Linked DNA regions of Homo sapiens: region 2 is linked to region 1. A link is a contact called in ENCODE Hi-C data. All regions are on one chromosome and are shown on one strand. Each heading gives the region's core, a stretch centred on a gene start or an enhancer-like site at or near the end of the contact. The rest is flanking DNA. Distances are from core to core; before and after follow the strand shown.

Region 1 (6,417 bases), core at 1,590-4,089:
CAGTGGCTTCCAAGCCATCTTCTGCCTCCCTTTACTGCCTCCAGTTCCATTGGCTGCTCCATGGACATCATGCTTCTCTAGGCTACCCCTGTCTACATGACTAACTGACTACTAGCCTGAATTCTTAAGGAAAATGCAGCCTGCAGCTGATTAACAAGCCTCCAGGACAAAAAGGAACAGGCCCAAAGAAGAGCCAAATTTCCCTGTTGTTAGAAAGCCCGATGTATCTCAGGCTTGGCCTAGCTTTTTTTTTTTTTTTTCCCAAAAGAAAAGTCTGTGGTCTTTCAGACATGGACCATTTGGGTGTTTGTTTGATGGGTGTCATCTGGAAGGGATTAATAATATGAAATAGATTTAACATAACCTAAACAGAAAAACAATTCATATTGAACTCTTTAAGGAAGCACTTCTTGCATCTGTTTATGCTCTTTTCTCCCTTGTAACAACCCTGAGAGGGAGGTAGGCTGAGGTTTTTATTTTCTTTCTTTTGACTTTTTCAGATGTAGAAAGCAAAGTCTGACTGAGTGAAGGACTTGCTAAGTTCACACAGTTACAGGCAGGCTGGAGCCCAGGTAGGCTGTCTTATCATTAGGCCTGCTGTACAAAAATTGTTTTAACACATCTTACCTGATGGGCGCTCAAGTCATATTCAACCTGAAACAATCTCCTTTTCTGGATGAAATGCTCCTTGGGAAGCACTCCAGATGATGGTAAAAGATCCTGAGTTCAGTCCACCCCAGGCCTTTAACACACGTCTGCCAAAACTTGAGGAAATCTTGCAAAGGAAAATTTAGACTTGAAGCATTCAAATTCACCTGGAAGAGATCTCAGGGGTAATCAGATCCACTGGTTCATTTTCCAGATGAGGAAACTGAAGCCTGGAGTGGTAGGGGAAGTAAGGAGTGACTGGGGTCCATTTCCAGCTTTGGACAGAAACCTCATAGCCTCACTGGGCAAAGGGGATGGGATTGGGTTGTAATCTAAGAGAAATTGAAGCTGCAATAACTGAAAAAGAAATATTTGCAGGCTTTACCCAAATGCTTTGTGTAGATTTGGTCTGTGTCCATATGTGGTTGTTGATTCAAATATTTTGAGTCCTGCCAAATTTCCCATTTATCTTAAAGATGAATTTATACATATTTGCTGATTCTTTAAGTAGCTAATCTTTCATCTTTTAAACTCTCTGAAAATTCCAGATTAGCGTCTGAAAGTGAACATCTATAGATATGTGTCTGTCGGGGGAACAGCCATTGCAGGTAAACAGAAGCTCTGACAGAGGTGAAGTTCCGGGGTCTGGGCCTAGCCCCTTTTTTCTTCCCTACCCAGAAAAGGGCATTTCATACCCATTGCCCAGGGGCCAAGCCCTGGGGGCTGCCTGGACAGGGTGGCACAGCCCTACATGAGAATGGCTGTAGAGGCTGAGATTTCTGTTTGCTAGCTGAGGGCTTCTTCCCTCCACCTCAGCCATGCCCAAGGACCAGTCTGGCTACTGCAGCAGCCGGCATGGACCTCTCAGAATACAGCAGTGAGGCTGTTATCCGTAGTCTTCACATCGAGCCTTTGTATGTCTCAGAATGTCAGTTTTGATTCAATTGCCAAATAAACTTCAGAACATTGATGACCCACAGGCACTGAGTTTTTTCTTTTTTCTCTTTTAATCTCTGTCAGAAAAGAGAAATTGCGTATGGGGATATTCCAGGGTGATTGATCTGTAATCCTACCTACAGGCCGCCCTGAGATCTGCTGCCCTAATTAAGCATAGCTTCTCTTAAGATCAATGCCCAACATCCTGCACATTAGTCATTAGAACTTCAAAGGCCTCCATATCCACTAGATGGCAGTAGTCAGTTAATCATGTAGACGGGTAGCCTAGAGAAGCGTGGTCCCCGTGGAGCAGCCAAGCTCTAGGATTTATAATCAAGTCCAGAACGTCTGAATATAAAGATACCCTCTCCCCTCCTCCATGCCCCAGGGATTACTCTTGCTCTTTTAATTATTCTTTAAAATAACAGCTGCTTTGGGCTAGGCCATTTATGATCCACACATGACTACGGCAGAAAAGACATAGAGACCTCACCCAAAAGCTACAGCTGGGGGAGTGGTGTTTGAACTGTCCCTTGCTGAGTCAAGATGAAGTGCATTCAGCTGCTAGCTCCTACTGCTAGGAAAAGATTTCTCCATTGTCCTTTTAAGCCACAGCTCTCCAGGCTTTGAGGCCTTCAAATCAGGGACCTCAGCCAGACCCTGAGCCCCAAACCACAATTTACCACACAACTGTGCTGAGCTCTAACCAAGCACTAATATTAATTTATGGAACCACAAAGCTATTATTACAAAGTTTGTATTCTATTTATTTTTTTTCTGAAAATAAAAAAAAAAAAACACCTATTGAAAAATATGTCTGAACTGGAACCCAGCCTACATATTTCCTAGAACGACTGAATTGGGACTTGAGAATGTTCTGTGAACCTGAGTTGAACTGAATGTATATTTCATAGGCCTGGTGCCCTGGTTGAGACCCAGTTCTTTAAAAGACCCTTTATTTTAGCTGCAGGTGCTTCCAAGTCTGTGCTGGCCCCCAGTTTTGGAGAGTCTCAGAACTGGGTTGCCTGGTATGTACCCCCAAGGCAGCCTTTCGTTTAGAGATACCCCCAGCTCCTTCTGTAAGCTCCTTATTAGGCTGTTTTCTCTCGTTGGTCTTGATCATTTCTGTAGCAGCCAGAGAGTCTGATGGTTGGATCTGAGATTTATGTAGGACACTTGGCTAAAATATAAACAGTGGTTTAGAGAAAGGGAATCTGCTTTGTGTCAACAGTAATGTGAGGCTGGGGGGCCTCCAGCAAGCTGAATTGGATGTTTATCCACTGAATAAAGTCACTACATCATCTGGCCCTGTCTGAGCAGAGGGGCCCTGGTGGGAGAGCAGCAGACTCCCTGCCAACTCTGTAATCTGTTTCTGAACTTGCGGGAGGCCTCTTGGGCTGCCTGTCTCTTCTTACCGCACCTCACCTGGGTGGGCAGATGGAAAGGGGACCACCGAATCAGATTTAGTAAGCATCAATTTCTACTTCTAGGTGAGTTGATCACTTTTTGAGGGGGCACTTCATTTTATCCATGTGACAGCCCTCTGAGGACTTTAGGTGGATCCAGGCTTTGTGGGGTTTGAAGCTTGTACAATTAGAGGGAGGTGGCTTTAAGAAAAAGAGAATAAAATTACAAACACAAAAGTGAATCTTGATTCAGAATGACACAAAATGAATCTCACACACACAAAATCACTAGAGCCCTAGAAAGTCAGGTCTCTTTTGAGATCTCTTCAAGCAGTTTATCAGAAATGCTTATATAGAAACACTTCCACACATGCACACACACACACACAAACACACCCTCCATCCCTGTCAGCCAGACTTCCCCTTCCCCCAGAACACTTCCACACAGAAACTCCCCACGATCCCAGGACCATGAGGTGAAGGGGGTGGGAGGCTTAAGCTTTGCCAGGCAAATCTGCTCTGCAAGTAGTGTGATGACCGCCATTTTGCTCTGGTGATGCTGACTGACACATTATAGACTTGTGCAGGACACAGCCCTGATAAGGTGTGAAGCTGAAATTTGAAATCAGAACTTCTGCCTCTAAACCCTAATGTGCTTCCCACGGCAGGCTGCAGTCTCCCTCTATGCTGCCACAGTGCTCTGGGACTCTGTTGGTCTAGCCTGAAATCCACTCTGGAGGGCCAGTTTTGGTCTGAGTGGCAAATCCTACAATCCTCTTCCTTATCCTGAGGCCAAGGAGAAGCCCTAAGGACAGGAGAGCGGTGGTCCTTTCTGGGGGAGATGAACCGTTCCTGCTGTCGCAACTCCTTTCCTTCGAATGCTCGCTCCATTCTTGGTTGTTGACTCCTGCACCTGAAAAGGGCTTCACATCTTCTGCAAGGGACTGGCTTTCTGAGGGATAGGCTCTGTGAGAGGGGCTCTCAGGAGAGGCTGTCTGAGGAAGTGACTCTGTTTGAGAGGAGCTCTTGGATGAAGGGACTCTCCGAGGAGGGGCTTTTTTCGGAGGGACTGTCTGAGGAAGGGGCTTTCTGAGGGAGGTGCTCCCTGAGAGGGGCTCTCTAAGAGAGGGGCTGTCTTTGGGAGTGGCTCTCTGAAGGAGGTTCTCCCTGAGGGAGGCTGTCTTTGGGAGGGGCTGTCTGAGGAAAGGGCTGTCTGAGGGGGCCTCTCTTTGAGGAGGACTGTCTGAGGGAGGGGCTGTCTGAGGGAGGTGCTCCCTGAGGGGGGCTCTCTAAGTGAGGAGCTGTCCTTGGGAGCAGCTCTCTGAAGGATGTTCTCGCTGAGGGAGGCTGTCTTTGAGAAGGACTCTCTGAAGGAGGGGCTCTCTTGGCCTGTCCTGTCCTGTCAGACCCACAGGGCTAAGCGTGTCTTTGTTATGACTTTGTATCCAGGCCTCCCTTTTGAAGGCCTTTCTCTACTCTCACTTCTGACTGCCCTTCCTCTGAACCCTGTCTTCTTACTCCCTCCTCCCTTTCCCAATAAAGTCTTTCCCTCTGAGCAAGGATCTATTGTTAGTCATTTGTGTCTTAGGGTGAATTTAAGTCATTTGGTTTCTTCCTCCAGGATGAGTTGTAATTCTCCATTAAGGAACAAAAGCCCTAACCCTTCAAAGGAATGGGAGGCAGGGGAGTAGATGAGGGTTGTGACCTGACTTGGGGATGGGGATGGAGGGATTTCCACAATTTTGAAATTATATCTCAGAGGCAGCTGTTATACTTTTTTTTTATTTGTAAGGAAAGAAAGACAGAAAATTTAAATGGATTGGCCATCTACCAAGGTCCTGTGCTAGATACTTTCAGAAATGTTACCTTATTTAATCCTCAGAGCAACTGTGAGGTAGGTATTACAATACTCTTTCAGTGGATGACCTGGCTGAGGTTAGAGACAGTTACAGGGTCACCTAAAACAGAAGGAATAATTTTTTGGTAAGCACCTGTCTTGTGCCTGGCACTCCATTATTTCTTCTCCCAAGTGTCTCATTTATTCTTAAAGCACTGTCAAGCATGTAGTATTAGCTCCTGTTTTTAAATGGGAAGGTTGAGAATCAGAGTAGTGAAGTGGCTTTTCCAAGGTTCCAGGAATGTGAGAAATTACCTTAATGCAATGTGGCCTCTGCATACTCTACTAGATAAGTTCTGTCAGAGGTGTCAGAATAGGAGGATTCACGGGCCAAATTAAAGTGCTTAAACTCACAGTTTACTAAATCTGTTGAAAACCCAAAGCAACAGCAAGGGGAGAGGGATAGGGTAGGTTAGCTCACTTCAGATGGGAGCTGCCAGGTGGAAGCACCATACTCCTTGGATCCTGGGGTATATAAGCTTGTGTATCTTCCCTCTCTCTGCTGCATCAGCCTTCCCTGCTGATGGTGTGGTTATGAGGATCACAATTGAGATTTGAGCAAGAAGGCCAAATACACACCAAAGATCTCTTGGGCCAAAGCATAATTTTGCTGTCTGACAGGAGGAATATGGGGGCTAAAACAAGTTTGCTTAGCTATAGCTACAGCTTGCCAATTAGCCTTCCGAACAGTCGAGAATGTATTTGCATTTCTTTCTTTCTTTTTTGAAACAGAGTCTCTCTCTGTCGCCCAGGCTGCAGTGCAATCTTGGCTCACTGCAAACTCTGCCTCCAGGGTTCAAGCAATTCTCCTGCCTCAGCCTCCCAAGTAGCTGGGATTACAGGTGCCCGTCACCATGACTGGCTAATTTTTTGTATTTTTAGTAGAGATGGGGTTTTGCCATGTTGGCCAGGCTGGTCTCAAACTCCTGACCTCAGGTGATCCAACAGCTCGGCCTCCCAAAATGTTGGGATTACAGGTGTGAGCCACAGCACCCGGCCTTATTTGCATTTCTTATACAGAGCACCTGGGGCCAAAATGAGACCCTGTGGGTGTCAATCAATGGGTACCTAATTTAGAGTTGATAAAGCTTTTAGCCCAGAGATGGCATGATTATGACTTGTTATCTCTATGACTTTCTATCTATAGTTAGTAGATAACACTCTGATTTGTTTTATTATATGTCCCATTTACAGTATATATCTTTAGGATGTCTTACAGGTTACTAACTCAGTAGCTATAATTAGCATATCTTATGAATTCTGCCTGTCTCACAAGCTGCTTACTCACTCATCATCTACACTTCACACATCCTATGGGTTTTGCCTATACCTCGTAAGCTGCTTGTTTGCCTTCTATCTATGCTAGCTTTAGTTATCCATTGCTATATAGTAAAATACTCCAACACTTAGCAGCTTAAAATAACAATTCACATTTTCCATCTATCATAGTGTCTGTGGGTCAGGAATTTGGGAGCAGCTTGGCTGGGTCGTTCTGGCTCTCATGAGGTTGCAGTCACAATGTCACCCAGG
Region 2 (6,417 bases), core at 2,030-4,529, 570 kb after region 1:
ATTGTGAAGAAAATGAAGTCTGTGGTGTAGCCCTTACAGCTGAGAATTAAACTATCCTTTCAGACTTTTTCTGCATATATAAACATGTATTAGAGAATTATTTCTATTACATGCATTTTATTTTTTTTTCCTTTTATCGTTTTCTTTATAGTCAAAGCAAAAGGGGTGGTTCATCTACAGTGATTCTTTTTTTGTTTTTTTTATTATACTTTAAGTTTTAGGGTACATGTGCACAACGTGCAGGTTAGTTACATATGTATACGTGTGCCATGTTGGTGTGCTGCACCTATTAACTCGTCATTTAACATTAGGTATATCTCCTAATGCTATCCCTCCCCCCTCCCCCCACCCCACAACAGGCCCTGGTGTGTGATGTTATTACACACACCCCAAAAGTGAGAATGTAGTTGTAGCTTTTAGCAATGTGATTTGTAACATATCATTACTCAGTGTTCATTACTATATGTATTCATTACTCAGTGTTCATTACTGTATGTAGCTCCTTCCTTCCCACTGTGCCTGAAACTAGGTTTCACGTGTACCTGCTAATACCATGTAGACAGAACCATGTGTGCCCCATGCCTGGAGAGACTGTGGCCAGCAAGAAGGCTGGTTTGCAGCTGATGTTATTCCTATCAGCGCCTGAGGTCACACATAGGGCAGGCCCTGCTGAGCTTCCTAGGGCAGTCTTTGAACACCAAGCTTAGGAACGCAGCTTTGGACAATCTCTCACCACATTGGAGTTGACAGCATGAATGCAATCATGGAGCTAAATGGTGTTTCAGAGAATGAGATTGTACCTCCTCTTTAGTTCTGCTTCGCTCCAGGTTACCAACTGCCCCAGTTTCCATGGGACTGTTCTAATAGCAAGACATGAAGTCCGAGGGCCCCTTTTATGTTGCCCAATTTTCCTGGCACTGGTACAAAATCCCAAATCATGTGCAGTGGGAGTGAACTTGGAACTGCAGAGTTTTGCAGGGATTATGAAAGAATCAGACACAACCCATGTTACTGATCTTCAATAAAGAGAAACTCCAGAGCATTTCTTCCCCTGAACTGATTTTACTTTTTGTCAACAGCAGCCAATACAAAGCCTCAAACCCACTTGGCATTCGGCACTTTTGCATCAGAAACTGCCTGTGTTATTGTGCCAGTGGTTGCCCTAGGTGTTCATCATGAGCACTTAAAATGATTGCTTTTGCAGTTGCAGATGGCTGTACCGGTTCCAAACAAAGAGGGTCACTGAGGGCTCTGCTTATAGAGTGCAGTTTCTGGAAGGAATTCACCACAGATTGTACAATGAAGCCCAAGCTCGCTGGACTCTGCTGGCCCAGGGAATTTTTACAAGGTTAAGTCAGCCATAAATTCTGTCTGGGCCTTGTCTGTTCCCTGATAGTTCCTCTAGGGCTTTTTCGAGAGTTTAAATTAAACTATCTTCTTGTCCATTGAGATGCACAACTCCCACTCCCTATGGATGTGTTTGTGCAAGCTCCGTCACAAGAATACGTGGGAAGTTGGGTTCTGTCTTCACTGCCATCTCACAAGAGAAGAGAGTTGAGGGACAGTACTGAATTACACATGATCGTGATCTACACAGACCATCCGTTTTAGAAAAAAATTGAAAATCTCTGCCACCTAGGAGAAAAGAGAGTAGGGAATCAAAAGAGCCCCCCAAGAGATGATTACTTTCATCTTATAAAATGAAAATTATAAACTACAGGGAGTTTCTTTGTAGATTAAAAAAATCTTATTTCAGAACGTTTTACTTCTTTCTTCAGAACGTTTCATTTCTGCTCCTTACATCTACATAGTATTTTAAAATTGGTGCATGTCATACCTTGGACTTGGAATTCTTTTCTTTTTTTTCTTGTTATTGCCAAACCCTGTGCCCCCGAAAGAGTTCCAGGTGTTCATAAGAGGCTGCTGGAGTGTATTCTTCCTGTCAAATGTGCAATTACTGAGTTATCAAAAATACATGGGCTCCCTTATCCTGATTCTGTTCTCATTTTTGGACAGTTTATTCCTGAGACTGATCAATCTTGTAATCAGGTTAAACCTCTTATAAAAAACATTTAGTGCTTTTATCATAGATAAACCACATAAAATCCCCCTGCCTGTTGAGTATGGTCAGTATGTCATGCTAGTAAAGAAAGTCACCTTGTTTCCTCTTAAGCATGAGGATGTAGTAAAAGAAACTCTTGTTGATTTGGCTTCCCGCCCACCCCCTTTGCCCATCATTCAGCAGAACCTGGAGTGTGTAGGTTTCTAGTGGCTTGCAGCAGAACTGAGGGAGAAGAGAAGGTGGAGAAGCACTGTGGTTGAGCTCCATAGAGTAGGCTGGGCTTCTGCAGAGCCTTCTATGCCAGGGAGCAGCTGGTCATTTTTGTCCATCCCCTGAACTGATTTTTTTTCCCCTGAAACCTTGGCTTGGATCGCTTCCTGCAAACAACGTGAAATCTTGCATGTGTGCCAGGTGAACTGCTGTTCGAGATATTTTCAGAATTCAAGGGTGTTATGCTAGGAAGTCAGGATCATTTAAGTAAAACAAACAAACAAGCAATTATGGGGTTTTATTTCTGTATAATCTGTAATTTTGAGTTGTAGTTCCTTGGGGGGAGGAGCAGCCTGAGATGGTTATGGTGTGTTACCAGGCAATTGCTACAGGAACAAGGCCAGGGGCCTACTGTAATTTAGCCTTTGCAAACAAAGCTAAAAATATCAAAACATGATATTATAGCAACCCCTTTGTCTTTTTGGTTTCCAGTCATTAGAAGCATGTTTTTTGTCTTGTCATTTATTTGTTTAAAAAAATGAAAAAAAAATCCCATCTCAGGCTCCAGGTGCCTGCTGCAGTGTAGGAGCAGGGCCCTGTGCATAATGAAGCTGCCCTTGCTGGCTGCTAACATAGAAGTCAGGAGACCAAGGCGCCTGCTGTTATCTTAGAGATTGTTTTTGCAGTGCTTGCTTCTGGCCTAATAACTACTGGAGGTGAAAATGGAAGAATCCATTTTTCTTTTCTAAATTACATGGAAAGCCAGCCCATGATGTCACTCTTCTAGAACAAATAACATTTAAAAAAATTGTTTTAATGGATTTTTGAGATAAATATGAATTGCTGTGGAGGGATAGCAGTGATGTAATGGAAAAAGAAAAAAATGAATGTGGGACTGTCTAAATGTTTGTCTCCACCAGGAATGTTATTGGATTCTGCCCTGTTTGTTCTTCCTTTGTTAGTTACGGTCACGGGGCATATTCTCAGTGGGCAGACCACAAGACACAGGCAGTGGAGACGCGATCTCATTAACGATTCAACACGCCACCCTAGTGGCCACCCGAGCACATATTCCGCATGGAAATTCGAAATGGACGTTCAGTTCATTGCTTTGGCTCTCTGGGAAAGAGGCTCTCAGCTTGGGTTGCATGGGAAAATCACCTGGACTCTTAACAATTACTAACGCCCTCTCCATCCCTTCACACTCAAATTCCCCTAGTCACAGGTAGGGCTCAGACTTAAGTATTTTTCAAGCTCTCCGTGCAGCCAGGGTGAAGAACCACTGTCTTAGAGGAAAGCAAGTTTGGGCAAATCCAAGTGCAGCCTCATCTGGCAACCTCAAACTCTGCTGACCTCCTTCTGCTCAAGAGAAGATGTCTTCTTGCCCTCCAGAAGAAAGGCAGAGAAGACCTTTGGGAATTGGAGTCAGGGTTGTAATTTTCTTAGGCTGTGGCATATCTTTTTCTGTCTGTAAAATAAATACCGCAAAAGTGCTGAAAAAGTCTGGAAAAAAAACCACCCATGCTGCTGTTTTGCATCAGTATTGGCTCAGCAGCCGGGTCAGCCAGGCAGATTTAATGCCTTTGTTATAATAAGAACCTTTTTCTTCACCCAGGGGAATAGGATGTCACAGTTTTGACCTCTGTGGTTTCGCTATTGACCTGGTCCTCAAAGCCAGAGAGTTCAGAGCTAGGTCTGAGGTTCTGAGGTTCTTCTCCTGGGAATTGTCAAGAGTGTTATGGAAAGCAATTTGTTAGGGATGAGACATCTCTCTGGTGAATGGTAATACTCTGAAAGGAAGAGATGTGTCCAGCCTTGTCTCAGAGAGGCCAGTAGGGAGTGCCCTTTGCTGTCTGCCAAGAGGGAAAACCGTATGTTGAGGAGCGTTCTGCTTGTTGGATAAGAAGTGAACATCTAGAATGGAGTTAAAGAAAAGTTTTGCTCAGACCTGGCTAAGATCGAAAGAAGAAAGTGTCAGGGTTCAACTGCCCTGAAGACGTAAGTGTCCAGGCAGTATGCCCAGTGCTGCGGGTGCCGGGCTGTGCAAATGAGAGCTGGTCTCAACACCCTAGAGTATGCAGTGAAGGGGAGAAGAGAGGGAGTGAGCAAGTATTGGGAGGAATTTCACAAGGGAGGTGCTGGGTGCCATGAGAAGAGACAACTGTAGGACCCTACCCACTGGCATGTTCCCAGATGGCCACTGAATGGGATTGCCGAACACCACATTATCTTGCAAGGTTGGATGGAGCATCCTCCCTCCCCTTGTGCAGATATCACTGCAGGTAGACCAGATGCCTCTGGGTACATGCTCTGCAGTCTGCATTTAGCGCTGTACTCTGAACTAAGGGTGGAGAAGAGGACTCCATGGGGGTACATGCTCTGCAGTCTGCACTTAGCACTGCACTCTGAACTAAGAGTGGAGAAGAGGACTCCATGGTAAGAAACACAAACTGACTTGTTTTCTCCTACAATACCCATACTCACTTCTAATACTTCACTTCTGACATGAGATGTTGGGGCAGGGGCATTCCCACACACCAAGCAATTCTCCAGTGAACACCAACAAGGTGTCCTATAATTTAAATCATTTCTGACACTGTCTACCTGGAGTTAGAGTCAGATCCCACAGGCTAAAGGCTCAGTCCCACGAGACTGCCCTCACATCACATTTCAGTCGCAAGTCCCAGGTTGTGACCTTTGCTTCTGACCCTCCAGCCATTAATCAGGGTTCCCACAACCCCCTCCTTAGGTTCCATGATTGCTAGGATGGCTCACAGAACTCAGGGAAACACATATTTACATTTACTGATTCATGATAAAGGATAAGGATATTACAGAGGATATAGTTGAACAGCCAGATGAAAAGGTACTCAGGGCAAGGTGTGTGGAAAGAGGTTCAGAGCTTCCATGCCTTCTCTGGGTGCACCATCCTCCCAGAACCTTTGCCTGGTCAGCAGCCCAGAAACCCTCTGAACCCTGCACTTCAGAGATTTTTATGGAGGCTTCATCACGTAGGCAGGATCCATTATTAATTCAATCTCCAATCCTTCCACCCTTCTCAAAGGCTGTAGAGCAGGGCTGAATGCTCCAACCTTCTAATCATGATTTGGTCTTCCTGATGACCAACCCCAGCCAGGAGCCCACCGAAAGTCAACTAATTTGAACAAAAGACTCTCCTATATCACCCAGGAAATTCTAAGAGAGTAGGAGCTGTATGTTGGCAACAGGGGTCAAAGACAAAATATATGTTTCTAATTTTGTCACGATATCACAGGGACCCACTGTCTGCTCATTGGCAGCAAGCACCCAGCATGACAATGGAAACGTGTCTGTGGGGAGAACAGAAGTTAGAAAAAGGTGGCTGTGAAGTAGCCTGTGGCATTGTGGAACCCACCTTTCCATTATTCAGGACCCTCCACAAGGTAGAAAGTGACTTAGAAAGTCACTTAGAAAGAAAAGGAAATTTAAGTAAAACCACCCCATCCACTTAGATGAATTTGGAAAAGGCCAATCGCTTTCTGATGCACCTGTTCAAAAAGATAATTTCTAAGTCCTCTTTAGAGCTAAGATCCAGAATCTCCACTGTGGTCTCTGGGCTCCGAGTAGACTCACTTAGTCTGTTTTGATTCAGCCTCAGGCCTTCTGCTTGTCTTACAAGCAGAGAATGGGAAGTACTAAGAATCTCCACTTCTCAGACTAAGTCAGGGCCTGTAGTTCATTTTAAAAGCAGGTTCAAGACTTGCAGTTTAAACCTTTGAGACATCTGGTCGTAGCTGGGATCTATATAGCCTTTGCTTCCCCCACCCCCGATGGGACCATTATGAGAGTAGAATGTTTTCCTGCACCCTTACGACCCTATTGTCCATGCCTGAGTGAAGAAACCTCTGGTTTCTCTGGTTGGGGAAGGCTCTGGCTGTCTGTACTCCTCTGTGGTAGCTCAGCCCCAGTGTAGAGAAGACCACCACTGGCTCTCTCCTGGCTTCTCGCCTGGTCCGGTTTCTCTTGCTCCTAAATAGCAAAACCGACTGATTTTTTTTTTTTTGAAATGGAGTCTCGCTCTGTCACCCAGGCTGGAGTGCAGTGGCGTGATCTCGGCTCACTGCAAGCTCTGCCTCCCGGGTTCATGCCATTCTCCTTTCTCCTGC

Evidence for each region. A loop is a pair of places that touch in the nucleus more often than their neighbours do. Pooled maps may share reads with other maps.
Region 2: a loop to region 1 is called in a map of ascending aorta, with 3 times the contacts of the local background. The contact joins two enhancer-like sites. A Hi-C loop is called at or near these places in 1 of 168 maps with a recorded cell type or tissue (ascending aorta) and 7 of 50 pooled maps.

The regions. Positions count from the first base shown.
Region 1 is chr11:112,586,517-112,592,933 of GRCh38, forward strand. No RefSeq gene overlaps it. Among named protein-coding and RNA genes, the nearest start is that of LINC02764, 34 kb to the left of the region's middle. Within about 2 kb of position 2,840, at least 3 of the 41 ENCODE cell types and tissues checked have a DNase peak (open chromatin) inside an H3K27ac peak, as active enhancers do.
Region 2 is chr11:113,159,517-113,165,933 of GRCh38, forward strand. The region is part of intron 1 of NCAM1 (neural cell adhesion molecule 1); the gene reads left to right. Among named protein-coding and RNA genes, the nearest start is that of NCAM1-AS1, 110 kb to the right of the region's middle. Within about 2 kb of position 3,280, at least 8 of the 41 ENCODE cell types and tissues checked have a DNase peak (open chromatin) inside an H3K27ac peak, as active enhancers do.